Regions from separate parts of the Homo sapiens genome. Here all the other regions are linked to region 1. Evidence: read pairs that join two places in POLR2A ChIA-PET (ENCODE). Cell type or tissue: PC-9. All regions are shown on one strand. Links, peaks and the distances in the headings refer to the core of each region. The heading gives the core; the rest is flanking DNA. Region 1 overlaps DHX29 (DExH-box helicase 29). Region 2 has its middle 100 kb from the start of C5orf67. Region 3 overlaps PLPP1 (phospholipid phosphatase 1).

Region 1 (8,263 bases), core at 1-5,000:
AAATGCTGCTTTGGTCGTAACACTTCCTATTTTCTTCCATGGCATCCTCACTGACTTTGCAATAAAATCCAAATCATTTAGCTAGCTTCTAAAACCCTCTTTCTAACCTTTTAATAATTCCTCTATTCAACTATAGCAAGTCTGGTGTGTTTTCATTTCTCCAAATGGAGCTCTTAGCTTTCTCCTTCCTCGTATTTATTCTTGCCATGTTTTTCTTCATGGAGTGCAATCTGTCCCTAACATCATCTACCAAAACCTTAAAATACCCATTTCAGATAACAACTTCCTTTTGAATTCTTCCTGCTATTCACAACTGACGTATCATAGTTGTTTAAATCATTCTTTTTGATAGTTAGTTCTTGCCTTATGATATGTAAAGAATTATATGTTTTATATATCCAACAAAATTACAGGAGGTAGGAACAGTTTTATGGATATGTGTTAACATTTCCCCAGTATCTACTCTAGTGCTGTGCATATTGTCATGAAGAAAATTACTTGGATAACTGGTAAGGAAAGTTCAAAGGAATTATTAAGACCAAGAAATCAAGAGAAAAAAACTAGAGGTTATCTACTAAATTTGCACATAACTTTTGGGTTTATTTTAGGGTGCTTTTAATATATAGTATAACGTACAATAAACCTATTTTGGAGAAAAAAGTGGAAAAATGCTCAACTCTGTGTAGTTCCTAATGTAGATGTAATGGTTCTACTCTACTTCCGTCCCTCCTTATCTTTCCAATTTGACGGCACAGCTGGTCAAAATTGTCCTCTATCGTAGAGGTTCAGAATCACCAAATGGCTTGCACAACAAGTAATACCAGTCTTGTTTTTTTTTTAATTTCATTTGCTCATGAAAGAATTTCTGAAGAGGCCGAATAGGGAGGAGGGTGGGGAGAGGTTCAGTATTAAATAGGATGGTCAGGGAAGGAAGGCATCATATAAGAAGGTGGCTAGGCGCAGTGGCTCACGCTTGTAATCCCAGCACTTTGGGAGGCCGAGGCAGGCGGATCACGAGGTCAGGAGATTGAGACCACGGTGAAACCCCGTCTCTACTAAAAATATAAAAAATTAGCTGGGCATAGTGGCGAGCGCCTGTAGTCCCAGCTACTCGGAGAGGCTGAGGCAGGAGAATGGCGTGAACCCGGGAGGCGGAGCTTGCAGTGAGCTGAGATTGTGCCACTGCACTCCAGCCTGGGTGACAGCAAGACTCGGTCTCAAAAAAAAAAAAAAAAAAAAAAGTGACATTTGAGCAAGCAAAGGAGGCAGGTAAAGTAGTTACACAGATGACTGGGTAAAGAGTCTCCTGGGGAGAGGGAACAGAAAGGCCTTGAGATGCAAGCCTGGAGTGTTCTAGAAATAGCAAGACCTTTCCCCATCTTTCTTTTACTGTCCTTCTCTTTGCCTTTCTTTTCTTTTCTTTCTTCTTTCCATTCCTGTGCTTTAGAAGTGCCACTTCCTTAGCCTAAGTATAATTAAGCTGCTTTATCATGTTATGACTGAGACCAAAATAAGAGGTTCAGTAATTTAAGTTTTCTCTTCCAACCAAGAGGCTTGTGTTTCTGAAAATCCTTGAACCTAGTTGAGGCTTAAAATTTTAAGAGGGGAATAAGAATTGGGAATGGATGTCATAAATTTATGAAAGCCATTATAAATTTTTTTTTAGGGTCACTAAAATAGAAAAAGTGCTATGAGGAACAGAAAATAGTGACTTGGTAAACATTAAATGGAGAATGGAGGGTCTATTTTGGTTTGAAATAGGAATAGCTTCCCTTAGAAAACATTTAAACTGAGATGATCTGCAGAGTATTTGTGGCAGAGGGAAAAACAAGCCTAAAAACCCTAAGGTGGAAACAAGTTTGACATGTTGTAAGAAGATAGTGCTGTGTGGCTGGAGCGAAGAAAGAAAAAGTTAAAATGTGGCTGGAAGTCTGGGAAGGAGCCAGAGCAAGTTCAATGGGAAGTGGGGGCCGGTGTTGGTATTAAGTAGAGGAGAAACTTTAGCTGGTTTACATTTCAAAATAATTAGTCAGGCGGCCCTGGCAGTGTGTACTTCCTCACAGGCCTTAATTGCTCAGACTACATCAATTCACCCTCATCTATTTTCTTGGCACTCTGCACTTCCCCTTTATTACTCATCTGAGTATTAGTTGCTTACTAATTATATTACTGTTCCAGAATATAAGCTCCATGAGGACAGGCACTGGGTCTGTTTACCACCAGAGTCCCTGTTTGGGTCCCTTGCCTGATTAACCATTCTGCAGATGTACACACTGTCGATCAGAAGGGAATCAGAGTGCTAACAACTCAAAGTCAATGTCTTAGTCATAGTGGGTCATTAGCATTGCTTTTTCCTTTAAAATACAGTATAAAAAGAATATGTAGCAAAAGAAAAGATTATTGGGCAATAAGAAACTGATTCTGGTTGATTTTTTTTTTTTAATTAGCTGAGTCATTTTGAGGAAATCAGTTTGTCTGTGCTTCAACTTTAATGTAATAAATATTTTTGAGAGCCAGCTATATATGTTGCATCGTTCCATGACCTTTCATTTATAAATTTGGAATTCATAATACTTTGCCTTGGAGATATTGCATACTAACATCCTTACTTCCAGTCAGATTTCCAGTAACTTCCACCATCTTAAACACAAAACCAAAAATTGTAAAAGTCTCCAGGCAATAAGGAAAGTAGCTGTCATAAATCTTATGCACTTTACTTGGCAAAAGTGAACGTGGCCCAGTGAATGTTGAGCAGGATTCCTTGATTTCTCTGATCATTTTTCAGAAACTCAGCTCTTTTGTTTACCCTCTGGAAGTTTGCAGTATAAGCCAACTTCAAGGAAGTGATACAGTTGAAACTCTTAGGTGAAATGTTTGGAGGAGACAAATGAGAATTTTACTTTAATCTTTTCAACTGGGTAAATTAAAAACCAACCAGTTTTTTTTTTTTTTTTTTTTGATAGGGTCACTCTGTCGCCCAGTGGCTCACTACAATCTCTGCCTCCCAGGCTCAAGCAATCCTCCCATCTCAGCCTCCCAAGTAGCTGGGATTACAGGCACAAGCCACCACACCTAGCTAATATTTTGTATTTTTTGTAGAGATGGGGTTTCACCATGTTGCCCCGGCTGGCATTTTTAAAGGAATTTACAGTCTTACTCTTGTCAGTAGCATATGAACTTTGAACTGTTTCTCCATGTAGTCTTGGTAATGTACTGCTCATCTATCTGTAACTTTTTAAAAGGGTTATAGCTGGGGCCTCTTGATGTGTTTGGGGACCTCTAAAACTGCATGCTAAATTTGTGCACAAGCTTACTATAATTGATAAGACTCCCCAGAAATAGTTAAAGACTACTAAATATATACTCTCCTTTATGACCATTGACATGAATTTATAGGAGAGATTACTAGAATTAAGGTAAAGTTTGAGACTAGACGATAAGGAAACTAACAATACTATACCAGACTTGTTATTATCTTTTTACATATGCCATGTAGCTTTGGGTACCTCCGATATAACTATAGCATAGCAGTAATTGACAGAGAACCACAAATGTTTCTCTTTCAGACTGCCCAGATGTACAAGTTAATTTCAAGTAGTTATTCTCAAAAACTTTTGTTCTTTTAAAATATCTAATTATATTAGCTACCATCTTAAAATGAAGAACCTAATGTAACCCAGCAGAGAGCAAAGTCTTTGACTTTAAAATCATAAGAACATTTAATGTTTAAATGTCTCAAAGTAGAAAAAATACTTCTTATTTTAAGGTGTATAAAAACCATGCAACTAGATTTATGATTCTGGAATCATTCTTGTTTTTTTTTTTTTTTTTTTTTTTGAGATGGAGTTTCACTCTTGTTGCCCAGGCTGGAGTGCAATGGCGAAATCTCGGCTCACTGCAACCTCCGCCTTCTGAGTTCAAGCGATTCTCCTGCCTCAGCCTCCCGAGTAGCTGGGATTACAGGCATGCACCACCACGCCTGGCTAATTTTGTATTTTTAGTAGAGATGGGGTTTCTCCATGTTGGTCAGGCTGGTCTTGAACTCCTGACCTCAGGTGATCCACCTGCCTTGGCCTCCCAAAGTGTTGGGATTACAGGCGTGAGCCACCACGCCTGGCCTGGGATCATTCTTATACAGCAGTGTTTCTCAAAGTGTGCTCAGGAGGTCCTAAGGAACCTGAGACTTGTTTGCCAAGGGCTCCATGAAGTGAAAACTTTTCATAATAATTCTGAGATGTTTTTGCCATTTTTCACGCTCATTTTCTCATGATTATGCAGTGAGGTTGTCCAGTTGGCTACATGATGTGTAATGTTACGGCAGATTGAATGCAGAAGCTAGATGTTACGAACTGAATGTTTGTGTCCTCAAAAAATTAGTATGTTGAGACCCTTACCCCCAGTGTGGCTATATTTGGAGATAAGGGCTCTAAGGAAGTACATAAGGTTAAATGAGATCACAGGGATGGGGCCCTGATCCAACAGGATTAGTGTCCTTATAAAATGAGATACCCAAGAGAGCTCAGTTTCTCTGAGTAAGCACAGAGAAAAAAGCCATGTGAACATATAGCAAGATGATGGCCACCTACATGCCAAGAGAAGAGGCCTCAGAATGAAACCTCCCTTGCTGGTACCCTAATCTTGGACTTCCCAACCTCCAGAACTATGAGAAATAAATTTCTGATGGTGAAGCCATCCAGCAGTCTGTGGTATTTTGTTGTGGCAGTCTGAGCAGACTAAGATACCAGATATTAAAGAGATTTGCAAAAACGGATATTATTTTTTGTCTTGAAAAATATAGTCACATTTCATCTTAAGCATCATTTATATTAATGGAACAGGTTTATTTTTATTATTTTGTTGAGGTCCTTTTGTTTTTTTGAGACAGAGTCTCGCTCTGTCTCCCAGGCCAGAGTGCAGTGGTGCAGTCTCGGCTCACTGCAACCTCTGCCTCCTGGGTTAAAGCAGTTCTCCTGCCTCAGCTTCCCAAGTAGCTGGGATTACAGGCATGCATCACCAGGCCCAGCTAATTTTTGTATTTTTACTAGAAATGGGGTTTTGCCATATTGGCCAGGCTGGTCTCAAACTCCTGACCTCATGTGATCTGCCCGCCTCCGCGTCCCAAGTGCTGGGATTACAGGCATGAGCCACCACACCTGGCCTATTATTATTATTATTAGAGACAGGGTCTCACTCTGTTGCCCAGGCTGGAGTGCAGTGTTGCAGTCACAGCTCACTGTAGCTACTACTGCAGCCTTGAACTCCTGGGTTCAAGCAGTTTTCCTGCCTCAGCCTCTTGAGTACCTGGGACTTCAGACATGTGCTACCACAGCTGGATAATTTTTGTAGAGGCAAAGTCTCACTATATTGCCCAGACTGCTCTCAAACTCCTGGGCTCAAGAGATCCTCCTACCTCAGCCTCCCAAAGTGCTGGGATTACAGGCATGAGCCACTGCGCCTGGCCAGATTTATTATTTTTGGTGAATGAATGTTTTAAAATTTCCCTTTTAATTTATAATATACTAAGTATCAATAGACATAACCCACATAAACAAAAACTATTTGGATCCTCAGTAATTTTTAAGAGAGTAAGGGGTCATGAGACCAAAAGTTTGAAAATAATGTGTGTTGTTTCCTGGTTACTCATTGTTAAAGGACTGAGACTAGACAGCGTTTCTGTTCACTGGAACAGACTTGGCAACTGTAGTGGGTTGAGTGAGTAGTGTCCCCCCAAATATTCATGTCCACCTGGAACCTCAGAATGTGACCTTGTTTGGAAATAAGCTCTACAGATCTGTGGATCTTGAGATGAAATTATACTAGATTTAGGGTGATTCCTAAATCCAATAATGAATGTCAAGAGAAAGGAGAGGGACATTTGGACACAGAGAAAGGGAAGAAGGCCGTGTGAATGAGGAGGCAGAGACTGGTGTTATGCTGCCACCAGAAGCTGGAAGGGGGAAGGAACGATTCTTACCTAGAGCCTTCAGAGAGAGCATGGTCCTGCTCACACCATGATTTTGGAGTTCTAGCTTCCAGAATTGTGAGAGAATAAATTTCTGCTGTATTCAGCCATCAAGTTTGTGGTAATTTGTTATGGCAGCCCTAGGAAACTATAGCAACCCTGGACTTGAGTTCAAGGAGAAAAGATGATAGGAACTCCCACCTCCCTTTTCACTTAGCATACCACCTTCAAGAAAGAGTGCTTTCTCTTTAAAATTGTCCATCTACTCTGCCAACAATCATATCTTAGAAGTTTTGCCTCAGCTAAGTGCCAGGAGAAAAGCATCTGACTAAAAGATATGAGGATAAAGATAGATTTAACCTAAAAGATATGTAGGCATTTGCATTTTATGAGAAACTGGTTAACATGGAGTAATGCTAATTGGTAAAATGTTGAAAATTTAGAGAGGATATTGCTAGCTACTAGATTGAGTTATTTGGTGAAGTATTGGGGAAAAAAGCTGAAATCAAATATTTAATATTTAGCATTCTTTTTTTTTTTTTTTTTTTTTTTGAGACGGAGTCTCGCTCTGTCGCCCAGGCCGGACTGCGGACTGCAGTGGCGCAATCTCGGCTCACTGCAAGCTCCGCTTCCCGGGTTCACGCCATTCTCCTGCCTCAGCCTCCCGAGTAGCTGGGACTACAGGCGCCCGCCACCGCGCCCGGCTAATTTTTTGTATTTTTAGTAGAGACGGGGTTTCACCTTGTTAGCCAGGATGGTCTCGATCTCCTGACCTCATGATCCACCCGCCTCGGCCTCCCAAAGTGCTGGGATTACAGGCGTGAGCCACCGCGCCCGGCCTAATATTTAGCATTCTTTAGAGGAAAATTAAAATAATGTAATAGATATTAATCATTAAATTGCCTTGTCTATTTGTATTTACAGGTCCAAAAATTTATAGTTTTAATTCTACAAATGATTCTAGTGGTCCTGCAAATCTGGATAAATCTATTTTGAAAGTAAGTAACAAAGGTTTTGAGTCATTTCAAGAAATGTTTCCCCCTTTTTTCCCCCAAAAAAGATGTATCCTTAAATGTAAGAAAATGATGGGGTGTTTTAAATTTTTGTAAATAGTACTCTAAGAGCTAATCTCTACTAAAAATAAGTAAATCATACACATATGTTGAGAGACAGTAAGAAATGAAGGAAGGCCTGGTTAAGATCTAAACTTCTTAAGCATGGCATATACATTTTTTCAGGTCTGTCTTAGAATACCGTTTCACCCTCCTCTCTGCTACTCTGATCTCTACTTAATATTTTAGTTCATGGGACATCTCATGAATATCTCATTTGTTCTTCTAAATCCGTGATTTTACAACTTCTAGCTTTTACCCATGTACTCTCTGCGTAGAGTGCCCTTATTTCCCCTTTTTATTTGTCACCTCTGTGACCTCTATGAAGTCCTTTATCAACCGCCAAGTTGATTTTCTTGGTGGTTCTACTATTACTTGATATATCTTTTTTGAGAATTGCCATGCTGGGTTATAATTTGTCTCTTTATATATATTTTCTGGGCTAGACTGTGAATTTCTGAATTATATTTTTGTGCTTAGTTTATAGTAGGCATTTAGTTAAAAAGTAACAAAGGGAAGATATTTTTGTAAGTAGATGCTTGTGTACTCTTAGGTCAAAAATAACAAAAGAACAGAAAATAAAATGGCTAGTAGGAAAAAGTAGGAATCAAAGTCTAGAAGCCAAAAGAATTTGTGTAGCTTATTACGACATATTTAGTTTTCAGTTTTACTTGTTATACCCGTTTTTAGTATAGTGTTCATTCTTTTAGGTTGTGTGCTTGCAGTGGTTTACATTAAATCCCTCCAAGAATTCTGATTCAGTATGTTTGGGATAGAACTTAGGAATCTTTGTGACAGCAACCCAAGGGTGGTCCAAGGACAATGTCTCGTGACATTGCCCTCAAGAGGCTTTTTCTTGCCATGTGTTATCTTGTTGCTTTTTTCATATCACATTTTTTCTTAAAGAAATGATAGGAATGTGGTCAAATGGGTGGTAGTCCAAAAAATGATAATTACTGTATCTGATTTTAGCTGAAATTTTGGGCTTGGTTGGCAGGAATATAGAAAACTGTATGATTGGCTTTTAATTTTTTAATAATTTAGCTTCTAAATGATATGACCTTTTTGGCCTCAACAGGTGGTAATTAATAACAAACTAGAGCAAAGAATTATTGGAGTGATCAATGAGCATAAAAAGCAAAATAATGACAAAGGAATGATTTCTGGAAGACTTACTGCCAAAAAATTG
Region 2 (8,381 bases), core at 1,404-6,403, 1.4 Mb before region 1:
TTTGTTGAAGAACAGACAGTTGTAGGTGTGCAGCTTCATTTCTGGGTTCTCTGTTCTGTCCCATTGGTGTATGTGTCTGTTTTTGTACCAGCACCAAGCTGTTTTGGTTACTGTAGCTTTATAGTATAGTTTGATGTCTGGTAATGTGATGCCTTGGGGTTTGATCTTTTTGCTTAGGAGTGCTTTGGCTAGTTGAGCTCTTTTTTGGTTCCATATGAATTTTAAAATAGTTTTTTTTTAATTCTGTGAAAAATGACATTGGCAGTTTGATAAGAATAGTGTTGAATCTGTCGATTGCTTTAGACAGTATGGCCATTTTAACAATGTTAATTCTTCTAATTCATGAGCACAGAATGATTTTCCATTTGTTTGTGTCATCTATGATTTATTTCAGCAGTGTTTTATAGTTCTTCTTATAGACATCTTTCACCTCCCTGGTTAGACGTATTCCTAGGTATTTCCTTTTTTGTGTGGCTATTGTAAGAGGGATTGTATTCTTGATTTGGCTCTCAGCTTGAACATTATTGGTGTATAGAAATGCTACTAATTTGTGTGCATTGATTTTGTATCCTGCAACTTTACTGAAGTTATTTACTGGTTCCAGGAGGCTTTTGCCAGAGTCCTTAGTTTTCTAGGTATAGAATCATATTGTCAGCAAAGAAAGGTAGTTTGACTACTTATTTTCCTACTTGGATGATTTTATTTCTCTCTTTTGCCTGACTGCTCTGGTTAGGACTTTCAGTACTATCTTGAATAGGAGTGGTGACAGTGGGTATCCTTTTCTTGTTCCAGTTTTCAAGAGGAATGCTTCCAGTATTTGCCCATTCATTGTGATGTTGTCTGTGGTCATAGACGGCTCTTATTATTTTGAAGTATTTTACTTTGATGCCTACTTTGTTGAGGGTTTTTTATCATGAAGAGATGTTGGATTTTAGTGAAGGCTTTTTCTGCGTCCATTGAGATGATCATATTGTTTTTGGTTTTAATTCTGTTTATGTAGTGAATCACATTTATTGATTTGCATATGTTGAACCAATTTTTCATCTCAGGAATGAAGATTACTTGATTGTGGTGAATTAACTTTTTGATGTGCTGCTGGATTTGGTTTGCTAGTATTTTGTTGAGGATTTTTGCATCTATGTTCATCAGAGATATTGGCCTGCAGTTTTCTTTTTTCATTATGTTTTTTCCAGGTATTCATATCAGGATATGCTGGCTTCATGGAATGACTTACGGAGGAGTCCCTCCTCCTCGATTTTTTGGCGATAGTTTCAGTTGAATTGGTACCAGCTCTTCTTTGTATGTCTAGTAGAATTTGGCTATGAATCCATCTTTTTTTGGTTGGTAGGTTTTTTTTTTTCATTACTGATTCAATTTTGGACTTGATATTGGACTGTTCAGGGTCTCAATTTGTTTATGATTAAATCTTGGGAGCTTGTGTGTTTTCAGAAATTAATCTGTTTCCTCTAGATTTTTTAGTTTGTATGCATAGAGGTTTTCACAATAGTCTCTGAGGATCTTTTGTATTTCTGTGGGATTGGTTGCAATGTCACCTTTGTCATTTCCAACTATGCTTATTTGAATCTTCTCTTTTTTTCCATGCTAATCTAGCTGGTGATCTATTGATTTTGCTCATACTTTCAATGAACCAACTTTTTGTTTCATTGATTTTTTGTATGGATTTTGGGGTCTCAATTTCATTTAGTTCTGCCCTGATTATAGTTATTTCTTTACTTCTGCTAACTTTGGGGTTAGTTTATTATTGTTTTTCTAGTTCCTCTAGGTGTGACAGTAGATCATTACTTTGAGATCTTTCTAACTTTTTGAGGTAGGCGTTTAGCACTATAAACGTTCCTCTTAGCATTGCTTTTGCTGCATCCTAGAGATTTTGCTGTGTTATGTTCGTATTTGCATTTATTTAAAAGAATTTGCTGATTTCTGCCTTAATTTTATTGTTTACCCAAAAGTCATTCAGGAGCAAGTTGTTTAATTTCCATGTAATTGTGTGTTTTGGGAGATCTTGGTATTAGTTTCTACTTTTATTCCACTGGTCAGAGAATATGATTGACGTGATTTTGATTTTTTTTTTTTTTTTTTTTTTTTTTTGAGACGGAGTCTCGCTCTGTCGCCCAGGCCGGACTGCGGACTGCAGTGGCGCAATCTCGGCTCACTGCAAGCTCCGCTTCCCGGGTTCACGCCATTCTCCTGCCTCAGCCTCCCGAGTAGCTGGGACTACAGGCGCCCGCCACCGCGCCCGGCTAATTTTTTGTATTTTTAGTAGAGACGGGGTTTCACCTTGTTAGCCAGGATGGTCTTGATCTCCTGACCTCATGATCCACCCGCCTCGGCCTCCCAAAGTGCTGGGATTACAGGCGTGAGTGATTTTGATTTTTAATTTATCGAGACTTGCTTTATGGCTGAGCATGTGGATCTTGGAGTACGTTCTATGTGCAGATGAAAAAGAATGTATGTTCTGTGACTTATGGGTGGAGTATTGTGCGGATGTTTGTTAGGTTCAATTGGTCAAGTGTCAAATTTAAGTCCAGAATTTCTTTGTTAGTTTTCTGCCTCAATGATCTGTCTAATGTTATCTGTGGGGTGTTGAAGTCCACCACTATTATTGTGTGGCTAAGTCTTTTCATAGGCGTAGAAGTAGTAGTTTTATGAATCTGGGTGCTTCAGTGTCGGGTGTATAATACTTAGGACAGTTAAGTCTTCTTGTTGAACCCTTTATCATGTAATGCCTTTCTTTGTCCCCTTTCACTGTTAAAGTCTGTTTTGTCTGTTATAAGAATAGTGACCCCTCCTCCTTTTTGTTTTCTGTTAATGTGATAGATCTTTCTTCAACTCTACTTTGAGCCTGTGGGTATAATTCCACGTGAGTTGGGTCTCTTGAAGACAGCCAACAGCAGATGGGCCTCTTGAAGACTCTCATACATTTCTACTATCAAGGGCCTGCTTCTAAACTTGCTAAAGGACTTAGGAATATCAGCCTCTTTTCCCCATACAACAACATTCTCCAACCACAGCTGGTATTTGGTTAAACTTAGTCTCCTACTTCATTCATTCTGATTCAGTTCTTCATGCTAATTCCAATGGCCATTCTTACTATTCCATTATCTGACACCCATTTTTTAAAAAGTAGTTGTTTAGCTTAGTAGCAAGAAGAGGGAAGAGTCTTCTATCCAGGACTTTTGGTTACAGGAAGAGATACATACTCAAACTAGCCCAAGTAAATGTGTTAAAGGATATTACTTTAAAAATACAAATAAGCAGCTGGGCACGGTGGCTCACGCCTGTAATCCCAGCACTTGGGGAGGCTGAGGCAGGCAGATCACAAGGTCAGGAGACTGAGACCATCCTGGCTAACATGGTGAAACCCCATCTCTACTAAAAATAGAAAAAATTATCCAGGTGTGGTGGCGAGCGCCTGTAGTCCCAGCTACTCAGGAGGCTGAGGCAGGAGAATGGTGTGAACCCAGGAGGCAGAGCTTGCAGTGAGTGGAGATTACACCACTGCACTCCAGCCTGGGCAACAGAGCAAGACTCCGTCTCAAAAAACAAACAAACGAACAAACAAAAAACAAATAAGCTTCATGAAGTATAAATATCACCAGCTCTCAGAAGAACTGGTCTGGGAAAGTGAGGCTCAGACTATTCTCTGTTTCTTGGGGGCTCTGCGTTGTCACTTACATCGATCTTATTTAAATTTAAATTCTAAATTTACTGTTTAGCATGACATCTCAATTCAAGTGCCATCCACTGGCTCAGTCCCTCATTGATTCAGTCCCTCATTGTCCTTAATTCTAAATTTCTGTGACAAACATTTAATTAGTTTCATGTATTACTTCAAACCAGGTATCGGTCATCATAGGAGATGAATTAGTGACTTGGTATGCAAAGATACTCTATTGTGATTAGGATGAAAAATAAATTATTCACAATTTGTAACAGGTTGTGGTAAGTGGACTAAGCACTGAATTCAGAGCTAAGAAATCTGGGTTCTATTTCTGATTATGTCACTACCTAGTTGTAAGATCTTAAATTCTGTAAAAGATGAAATTGAAATAGTTGTTCTCTAGAGTTTCACTTGCCATAATCTTCCTTTTTCTTGAGACTGAGTCTCGCTCTGTTGCCCAGACTGGTGTGCAGTGGTGTGATCTTGGCTCACTGCAGCTTCCACCTCCCGGGTTCAAGTGATTCTCCTGCCTCAGCCTCCTGAGTATCTGGGATTACAGGCGTGTGCCCCCACACCCAGCTAATTCTTGTATTTTTAGTAGAGATGGAGTTTCACCATGTTGGCTAGGCTGGTCTGAAACTCCAGACCTCAAGTGATCCACCCACCTTGGCCTTCCAAAGTGCTGAGATTATAGACATAAGCCACCATACCCAGCCTCTTGCCATAACATTCTGTGACTCTTCATCTTAGGATCTGTTTATGACATGTTATAATTCCTAAATTTATTATTTTACTTTGACTATGTTGTATATAGACTGATTCCAGATAGCAGTTCAAGAACCTTAAATTCATCAACAATACGTTTTGTGCATCCCACTGTGGTGCTTACTTCTGGGAATGCTTTCTATGTGCAGCTAATCTATGATGCCTGACTTTTTGTTTATGGCTGACGTAGATGATAGAGAAGGAAGCACGTCAAAGATAAATTCAGGACCTCTGGTTGAGGGTGCAATTCACTAAAATACACAGAAGAAATCAGAGTGTTTGTTGTTGCTGTTAATAAATACCTAATAAATACATCAATATTCATATCTTGCCACATTTATAAGACCTTATTAATGTAAGCATTACTTATATTAGTAAGATTCATTGTAACCAATTCAACATTTTGTTTGCATGGATGCTATTTTGAACATAGAACTAGTTCCAGGAACTTTATTTTTTGTATTAAAACAGGATTAAAATTGAATAGTCTACCATACCATATTTTGAATTCTGTACTTCTATAATGGCACAGGAATAAAAAGCAGATAGATGAAATATGTAAGGTAAAAAGCAGAAAAAAATTCATGTGTTTAATTTTAAGTGGAGAATTTGTGCAGGGGAGAGGTTGCCTCACGAGAGGATGATTGGTATGGAAACCATGTTTGTAACAGTCATGGCAGAAGGAATTGGAGAGTCTTTGGCTGTCTTCACATATTTGGGCATAGAGGAAGGAAATGACGGCTGTTTGTTTTTACAGCGGGAAAACCTGGATGAGTTAACAGTACGGGGTAGTGGATAAGAGTGTGGGCCCTAGAGTGAGAAATCATCACGGGCAAGTCCTGGATCTTCTTAGTGCCTTGGCCCGATTATCTTTGTTAGGTTCCTCCAGAAGTAGACCTAGAGATCAGGTTTCAAAATGCAAATACTAGAAGGTATTCCAGGAAACACTGGTAAGAGAGTGGGAAAGTGAGCAGGGGGAGGTAAGGCAGCCAATAACAGGTGAATTATCAAGCGTGTTACAATTGCAGACAAACCAGAGCTTAACCCCTCTAGGGAACTCTGGGAGCCAGTGTAGACCACATAACTCAGAGCCAACCCACTTGAGAAGCAATCCTCTCAGTCATTGATTGAGGAATGCTTCTAGGAGGTGTTAATTCTCTGGTACTTCTGACCAAACATACTGCAGGAAAGTGGGCTTTTGTACTGGAGAATGATCTCTGGCCAAGAGCTGCAGGTGCTGGCATTGGGGAGTTCTGCTTGCCTGCACTAAAATGGGGAGGCTTGAGGGGAGGTGGATAGGGCACAGGCAGCATCTGCTACACTCTACCTAGAAAATGGGTGTATAATTAATGAATGTATTTACCACATATGGTGCTTATGAAAATCAAACTGTACATGCAAAGCTCTTAGGACACTACTTGGCATAAAATAAGCACTTGATAATGTTACTATTATTATCATTAAAATCAGATTAATTATGTTTGGCAAAAATGCCCATCAACAAGCTGTCTGGTGATATCATTTGCTCATGTCAAAGGAGGGAGAACAGTGGAAGCTCCCCATTGAAGCAATCTGTAAAAGCATTCCTATGCTGCATGGGCAGCTGGGCTGGGGCCTGTGACGTGCCCTCCTACCCTGCATTTCCATGCTTATTCAAATCAACATGCCTGTGGCAGACATATTTTGTGCCCCGGGCTACATGCATTCTGCTCACCTGATTTCAGCTGCAGCTATGGTGAACAGATCCAGTTTTGCCACCAGGAGCCTACCTCAAGCACCTGCTGCAACATCTCTCAGCTTCTTTCCTTGAGATTTTTTTTTCAAAGCAGGGCAGATTGGATGTTCATAGGAGTTAGTGCCCCTGGGGGGCATTATAGATAATGAAAACATAGTCCTTATCCTCTGAGAGCTGGTGGGGCTGAGTAGAGATGGTAAAGTAAAATTATTAAAATATACCTGCTAAATTAGAAATATATTGGAGGTATGCTGAGTGGAGCTGGGGAAACCTTGAGAGAAGGAGACATATGAGCTAAATCCTGGAGGTTGAGTAGAAGTCAAACCAGCAGAGAAAAGGAAAAGGGTTTTCACTCTGAGAGGCCAACAGGCAAGAGGGTAGGGCACCAAAGGGAGAGCAGATGAGCAATCTACTGAGGCTGGGCCAGGACGGCATGGGGCACAGAGCTCCTGAGATGAGGGAGAAAGGTGAGCGGGGTGGAACAGGAAGGACTTGGTGTGTTATGCTAGTGTGTGTGGACTTTCCCCTGCAGGCAGTGGGAGCCTCTGAGACTTTTAAATCACAAGAGGGACATGACCAGATCTGTCCTTTACCAAGTTTTCTCTGGGGCAGTGGGAAGGGTAGACTGTGGTGGGAAGAAAGCACAGGTGGGCAGATGAATTAGGAGGCCATTCCAGCAAGGGAGAACAATAATGACAGCCTAAACTAGGACAACTGAGCAAGTGGGGACTGTAGTGATTTACACAATCAAGTTTTTTAAAGGACATGAATTAGAAGATGGAAAAAGAGATGGGAGGGAAGTGGCAGCTTTTCTCTTGTTAGAGGCCGAAGCAAAGCATTTGGAGAGAACTGCCCCATCAGTTTTTTTCTCAAATGGCTTACAGATGAAGTCTTTTTTTTCCCCTCTCTTGAAATAGGCCCCAGAAGGACAATGCCACACTCCTTTTTTTAAATCCACTACTAACTCATATCCAGATTCATTTCTAGAAGGCTTGATTCAAATGAACCAATATCAGCATCTCCTTCACAGGTCTTGGACAGAATATTAGATTCCTTGGCTGTTTTTTGTTTCTTGATGTATGGAGCTCTTTCCTAAATGGTACATTAAAAGATGCCTTTAAAACATGCATTGGAATGCGGAGGAAATAATGTGGACTCATGCCAGCCATTTGCAAGCATGATAAATGATTTGAAGAAAGATGCTTGCCAGGTTCATCTTCCTACTCAGAGGTTGGGGAAAATATCAGGTGCAATATAAATATAGCCCTTTAGGGGAAAGTCGGAAAGAAGAGTATCTCTACTAGAGATGGACAAAAAACTAGGTCAAAAAAACCCCTGCGATTATAAAAGAACGAGAGATAGGGCAAGGGAGAATGATTTTCATCCTGTGACCTACAGAACTCTGGAAACCCATCTGTAACAGTTTATGATTAGAAAAGTGCAGAGATACCAACATCTATATGATACATTCCAGAACAGTAATGTTATACTTTTCCCTTAATGAATAAGGAATTATTATACAGTAAAGGAAAATTGTCTCAGAAAAGCACTTATTTGCACTCAATGACAATGACTTTATTCTTGGATTTTTACCACCTCCACCTTTCTTGGACTGTGTTATTTTCTCTCCAGATGTGCACAACATCTTACAAATTAAACTTCAAGATAGAAACAAAGGTTTGATGCTTGAATACCGTTTGGTAATACATGCTTGCTTATATTTGTAGTGTAGAGACTATTTTAATCAATTTGATGCATCTTAATAATTATGCATTTGATAGAGAATATTATGTTCTGTAGCATTTCTGGGTCAATTCCCTATTAGCTCTTGTTCTGCTAGTCTGCTTGTAACATTCTGTAGACCCCTGGCACCATTTTCAAAACTGAGGTCCTGAGTGCATTTGGGGGATTGGCAAGCAAAGTTGGGTAGTAAACATGGTACACTTTCCTGTAATGTGTTTCTTTATTTGATTGAAATGCACAAATATGGATATATTATAGAATAGAGGCAAAATGTATATGCATTTCCAAGATAATATGACATCGTGAAGAAATTCCACATCTAGAGCTGGTTGCTCTGAAATGCTTCCTGGACCTCTCTGCCTCTGTCCTCCTTACCTCCTCTCCCTAGGTTTGCTTTCACTCTACTCTTGTTCGGGGTGCTCTGGAGGAATTTACTGAAGCATAACCTTGGAAAGATGC
Region 3 (5,000 bases), core at 1-5,000, 160 kb before region 1:
ATCCTCCTTACCTTGTAGAGTTCATAGTCTCATTGTCAAAGTTAAAACATTCTAATTATGGAACTCTAGGAGCCATTGAGCCAGGTAAGGAAAGGATTTTAGGTATCAGATTCTTGAAATCCCTTTCGGGAAGCAACCATTTATTTTACTTATGGTAAGACTTACTCTGAAGACAGTTGATCCTCATTAAATGGAAATGTTTGAATGCTTTATAAAATAGTTTATATAAATTTAAGGTGAAGCAGAGAAGCTAGTAATGTATCTCAAGTCAAGCTTTGCTACTTAATTCTCTCCACACAGATTAGCAAACCCACTGTTCAGGCTGCTCTGTGGTTAAGTGGTTTTTTTTTTTTTTTAATTTTTATTATTATTTTTTGAGATGGGGTCTCGCTGTGTCGCACCCAGGCTGGAGTGCAGTGGCGCCATCTCGGCTCACTGCAACCACCACTTCCTGGGTTCAATTGATTCTCCCGCCTCAGTTTCCCAAGTAGCTGGGGATTATAGGTGCCTACCACCACTCCTGGCTAATTTTTTGTATTTTTAGTAGAGATGGGGTTTCACCATATTGGCCAGGCTGGTCTCGAACTCCTGACCTCAAGAGATTCACCTGCCTCGGCCTCCCAAAGTGCTGGGATTACAGGAGTGAGCCACGGTGCCCGGCCTTAACTGTTTATTTTGGTTTCAGGTAGCTAGAGTCTTACTGTCTTTTTTAATAGCAAATGTTACTATTTATAATGTTGCCATTCAGTATTCTTTGAATTCTCAGGATATGGGTTTGTTAACTTATAAAGCATTGGAAACCTTTTTATACTTTTAAATTAGTGACTAAAAATCCTGTCCCACCCCTTGGGACCCCAGCAGAGGTCACCTGGAAGGCTAAATCCCTGCCCTCTGTATCCTCTAGCAATCCTCCCTGAAATGATTTTACTCTTTTTAATATGATGGATGTCTTTGATTCAAAGGAATATTTGAGAAAAATGAAGCCTCTGTCAGATAAAAGTACTTATACACAGGAGTTTCTGATTGGGGAAGTAGGTATGTATGTATGTATTTATTTATTTATTGAGACGGAGTCTTGCTCTTGTTGCCCAGGCTGGAGTACAATGGCATGATCTCGGCTCACTGCAACCTCTGCCTCCCAGGTTCAAGTGATTCTCCTGCCTTAGCCTCCGAAGTAGCTGGGATTACAGGCACCCACCTTCATGCCTGACTGATTTTTTGTATTTTTAGTAGAGACAGGGTTTTACCATGTTGGCCAGGCTGGTCTCGAACTCCTGACCTTGGGTGATCCACCTCCCTCGGGCTCCCAAAGTGCTGGGATTACAGGCATGAGCCACCACACCCGGCTGGAAGTTTGTTTTTTGGACAAGCCATAGTTTTTGTCCTCCAGGATATATCACTGTCTACTTTTTAAAGCTCTGTTTATTTGAATACAAGAAAAAAAAAATAAGATCTTGTTATTTTAGGTAAGTGATGATATAATTTTGTCCCAGCCATGGCTTTGTAAGTAATGTCCACCATTGATATGACACCTGTTTTGTGGTTTAGAATTGGATATCCTAAGTTGACTCTCCATTGTAAAGAAAAAAGGGGCTGGGACTGTTTTTGAAACAAAGATATTTTTGCGATTTACCATTTCCTTTTTTCCCCCTATGTTTTGTTTTGTTTAAAGTGCCTGCTTGCTACTTTAACATGTTATTTTTCTGTTTCTTTTTCAGATTATTCTTGGAGAAACCCTGTCTGTTTACTGTAACCTTTTGCACTCAAATTCCTTTATCAGGAATAACTACATAGCCACTATTTACAAAGCCATTGGAACCTTTTTATTTGGTGCAGCTGCTAGTCAGTCCCTGACTGACATTGCCAAGTATTCAATAGGCAGACTGCGGCCTCACTTCTTGGATGTTTGTGATCCAGATTGGTCAAAAATCAACTGCAGCGATGGTTACATTGAATACTACATATGTCGAGGGAATGCAGAAAGAGTTAAGGAAGGCAGGTGAGTGTTAAATCGCTAATGCTTGTTTAATCTTGTATATTCTTGGAATAGAAGGTTTCAGTGACTGGAAGATAAGCCACGCACTTAAAAAGAGAAGTTAGTGTTATCACTGGGAGGTGAATTTTGATCTTGTATGAATTGTTCTCTCTCATCATGCCTTTTTCCTTTTTTATTGCTGTCTTCCATTTAAAAGTGTTTTATTGCAGCTCTTTTTTTCATCGCCAGCATGTAAGAATGTTAAATGAACCTTATAGATCATTTAGGCTAGAGTCAGCAAACTTTCTTAAGATGCCAGATAACATATATAATATATATAATTTTTTTTACATTTTTATATTATTATTTTGTAGAGACTAAGTCTCACTATGTTGCCTAGGCTGGTGTCAAACTCCTGGGCTCAAGTGATCCTTCCACCTTGGCCTCCCAAAGTGCTGGGGTAACAGGCATGAGCCACCACACCCAGCCAATAGTAAATATTTTAGGCTCTCTGGGCCATATAGTCTCTTTCACAACTATGGAACTGTGCTGTTAATAGCAAGAAAGCAGCCATAGACAATACTTAAATGAATAATGTGGCTATGTTCCAATAAACTTCACAAAAACAGCGCTGCCACAGGGGTCAAAGTTTGCCGAACCCTGATCTAGTCCCACCATTATTTATGAAGCTCTGCTAGATCTTAGTATTCTTAGTTTATTATTATTGTTTAGATTTTTTTTTATAAGGTAACTTGGTTCAGGTTGTGACAGCTCTAGGTCATCAGGTTGCTGTCTTATAACGCCCTTATTGGGCTCCTTTCTGCATGCTGGGACACCTTTAGACATGAATGAAACAGAATGTTTAGAACTCAGAAGATCCAACTTTTTAAATTGATAGATGAGGAAAAAATAGAGGACCAAGAACACTAAGTAAAGCCACTAATTAGTAGCAGAGCCAATTCCTCATTTCAAGTTTCAAAATTGTCAGCCTTATCTTTTTATATATCAAGTTTAATTTCCTTTAGTTGTTCAAAGTACAAATACTTTCTTGGGTAAAACATCCTTTGTTTGTTTGATTTTTTTAGATATGATTTCTAGATACTTCATTGTCTTTGTTGGTATTCTTGAAAGCAACGTGGGCCTGCTAATAGCTTCAATTTTTTTTTTCTTTTCCTTTTTTTCTTTTTTTTGAGATGGAGTCTTGCTCTGTTACCCAGGCTGGAGTGCAGTGGCATGATCTTGGCTCACTGCAGCCTCTGCCTCCCGGGTTCAAGCGATTCTCCTGCCTCAGCCTCCCGAGTAGCTGGGACTACAGGCACGTGCCACCATGCCCTACTAATTTTTGTATTTTTAGTAGAGACGGGGTTTTACCATGTTTTCCAGGCTGGTCTCAAACTCCTGACCTCAGGTGATCCGCCTGCCTCAGGTTCCCAGAGTGCTGGGATTATAGGCATGAGCCATGGCACCCGGCCAGTAGCTTCAATTTTTTGTATTTAGTGGGGATGAAAAAAATCTTATTTAACTAGAGTATATACTATGGTATTTGCTTGGGGTTTAGCAGTGAACAAGACATCTCTGGTCCCCATCTTCATGGACCTTAGTCTGGCAGGGAAGATTTACATTAAACAAAGGATGAGAATGGAAGAGAACTTGCTTGGTGATAATGAGGTCAAAGAAGAGAAAGATCAAGCTGTTAAATGGCAAACTTTGAGGTGGTGAGGAGGACTGATATGGGTGTAAAGTCTTAATGAAGGAGGGAAAAGTGACTGAAGAGGTAGACAGTTGAGAAATAGTTGGTAAAAGGTGATAGTGTTGATTTGAGCTCAGGTGAACAAGCATTTTTATAAGGGGCTAGAGGAAGAATGGTCCAGAAATGGCTTTGAGGAATGATGAAAACACCAACATCAATACTGGACTCTTAAGGTGTATGGGCTGTGTAGATCTCATTCCCTGCAAGGGCAAGCAGTATCCTAGGGAAAGCCTCTTTAATTGGATGGCTAGGAGGTACAGAGAGCCTTCAGGGAACAGTTTGGAGACACAGGGAAAGATAGAAGACTTTAACAGTAGAGCCAGAATTCCAGAGTGTTCAGTGGAGGAGTAGGAACAGAGGGGATGAACAAATGGCTTGGGTGGAGGAGAGGAAGCCTATTGAAAATGAGACTGAAATTTAAAACAAATTATAAAGAAGAACAAATAGCTGGGTAAAAACATACCATGTAAAACAAAATCTGATACAAGCTTATCCAACCTGTGGCCCACATGTGGCCCAGGATGGCTTTGAATGCGGCCCAACACAAATTCGTAAACTTTCTTAAAACATTATGATTTTTGTTTGTTTGTTTATTATCAGATATTGTTAGTGTATTTTATGTGTGGCCGAAGACAGTTCTTCTTCCAGTGTGGTGCGGGGAAGCCAAAAGATTGGACGCCCCGATTTAATAGAATAAAATTATCATGATTTCTTCTTCCATCTATAACTTAACCATATAACCTTTAAAAAATACCATACATATTTATGAATGCAATGATAAAACCAGCTATAGGAGTACGGCTGGCGTGGTGGCTCATGCCTGCAATCTCAGCACTTTGGGAGGCAGAGGCAGGCAGATCACTCGAGGTCAGGAGTTCAAGACCAGCCTGGCCAACATGGTGAAACCCTGTCTCTACTAAAAATACAAAAAGTAGCTGGGCATGGTGGCCGCACACCTGTAATCCCAGCTACTTGGGAGGCTGAGGCAGGAGAATCGCTTGAACCCCGGAGGCAGAGGTTGCAGTGAGCAGAGATTGCGCCACTGCACTCCAGCCTGTGTAACAGGATGAGACTCTGTCTCAAAAAAAAAAAAAACCACCTCCGCCCCACATAAAAAAACACTTATAGGATTTAAATCACAAAGGAAAAAAATAGAATAGATACTAGTCGAACTACTCTTTTAAATAGCTTTTTTGAGGTATAATTCACATGACATAAAATTTTGCCCATTTTAAGTGTACAATTGAATAAATTTGTAAAGTTATTTACCATTAC

What was found. ChIA-PET counts read pairs that join two places held together with the same protein. Peaks named below come from ENCODE experiments on the same cell type or tissue, not always from the same donor. Only the 100,000 strongest peaks of a DNase experiment are listed, where the experiment ranks them.
Region 2: POLR2A ChIA-PET joins it to region 1 with 36 read pairs; 2 of 35 experiments call an interaction of 5 or more read pairs at or near these places.
Region 3: POLR2A ChIA-PET joins it to region 1 with 14 read pairs; 3 of 35 experiments call an interaction of 5 or more read pairs at or near these places.

What each region holds. Positions count from the first base shown.
Region 1 is chr5:55,297,288-55,305,550 of GRCh38, reverse strand. It overlaps DHX29 (DExH-box helicase 29), which reads left to right. Exons shown (of 27, transcript NM_019030.4): 2 at 6,887-6,960; 3 at 8,153-8,263. Among named protein-coding and RNA genes, the nearest start is that of DHX29, 6.3 kb to the left of the region's middle. In PC-9, for the core only: no CTCF peak of the experiment used is centred there; no DNase peak of the experiment used is centred there; H3K4me3 peaks cover 238 bases; H3K27ac peaks cover 1,027 bases.
Region 2 is chr5:56,702,429-56,710,809 of GRCh38, reverse strand. No RefSeq gene overlaps it. Among named protein-coding and RNA genes, the nearest start is that of C5orf67, 100 kb to the right of the region's middle. In PC-9, for the core only: no CTCF peak of the experiment used is centred there; no DNase peak of the experiment used is centred there.
Region 3 is chr5:55,464,868-55,469,867 of GRCh38, reverse strand. PLPP1 (phospholipid phosphatase 1) reads left to right here. Exons shown (of 6, transcript NM_003711.4): 3 at 1,719-1,999. Among named protein-coding and RNA genes, the nearest start is that of MIR5687, 42 kb to the left of the region's middle. In PC-9, for the core only: no CTCF peak of the experiment used is centred there; no DNase peak of the experiment used is centred there.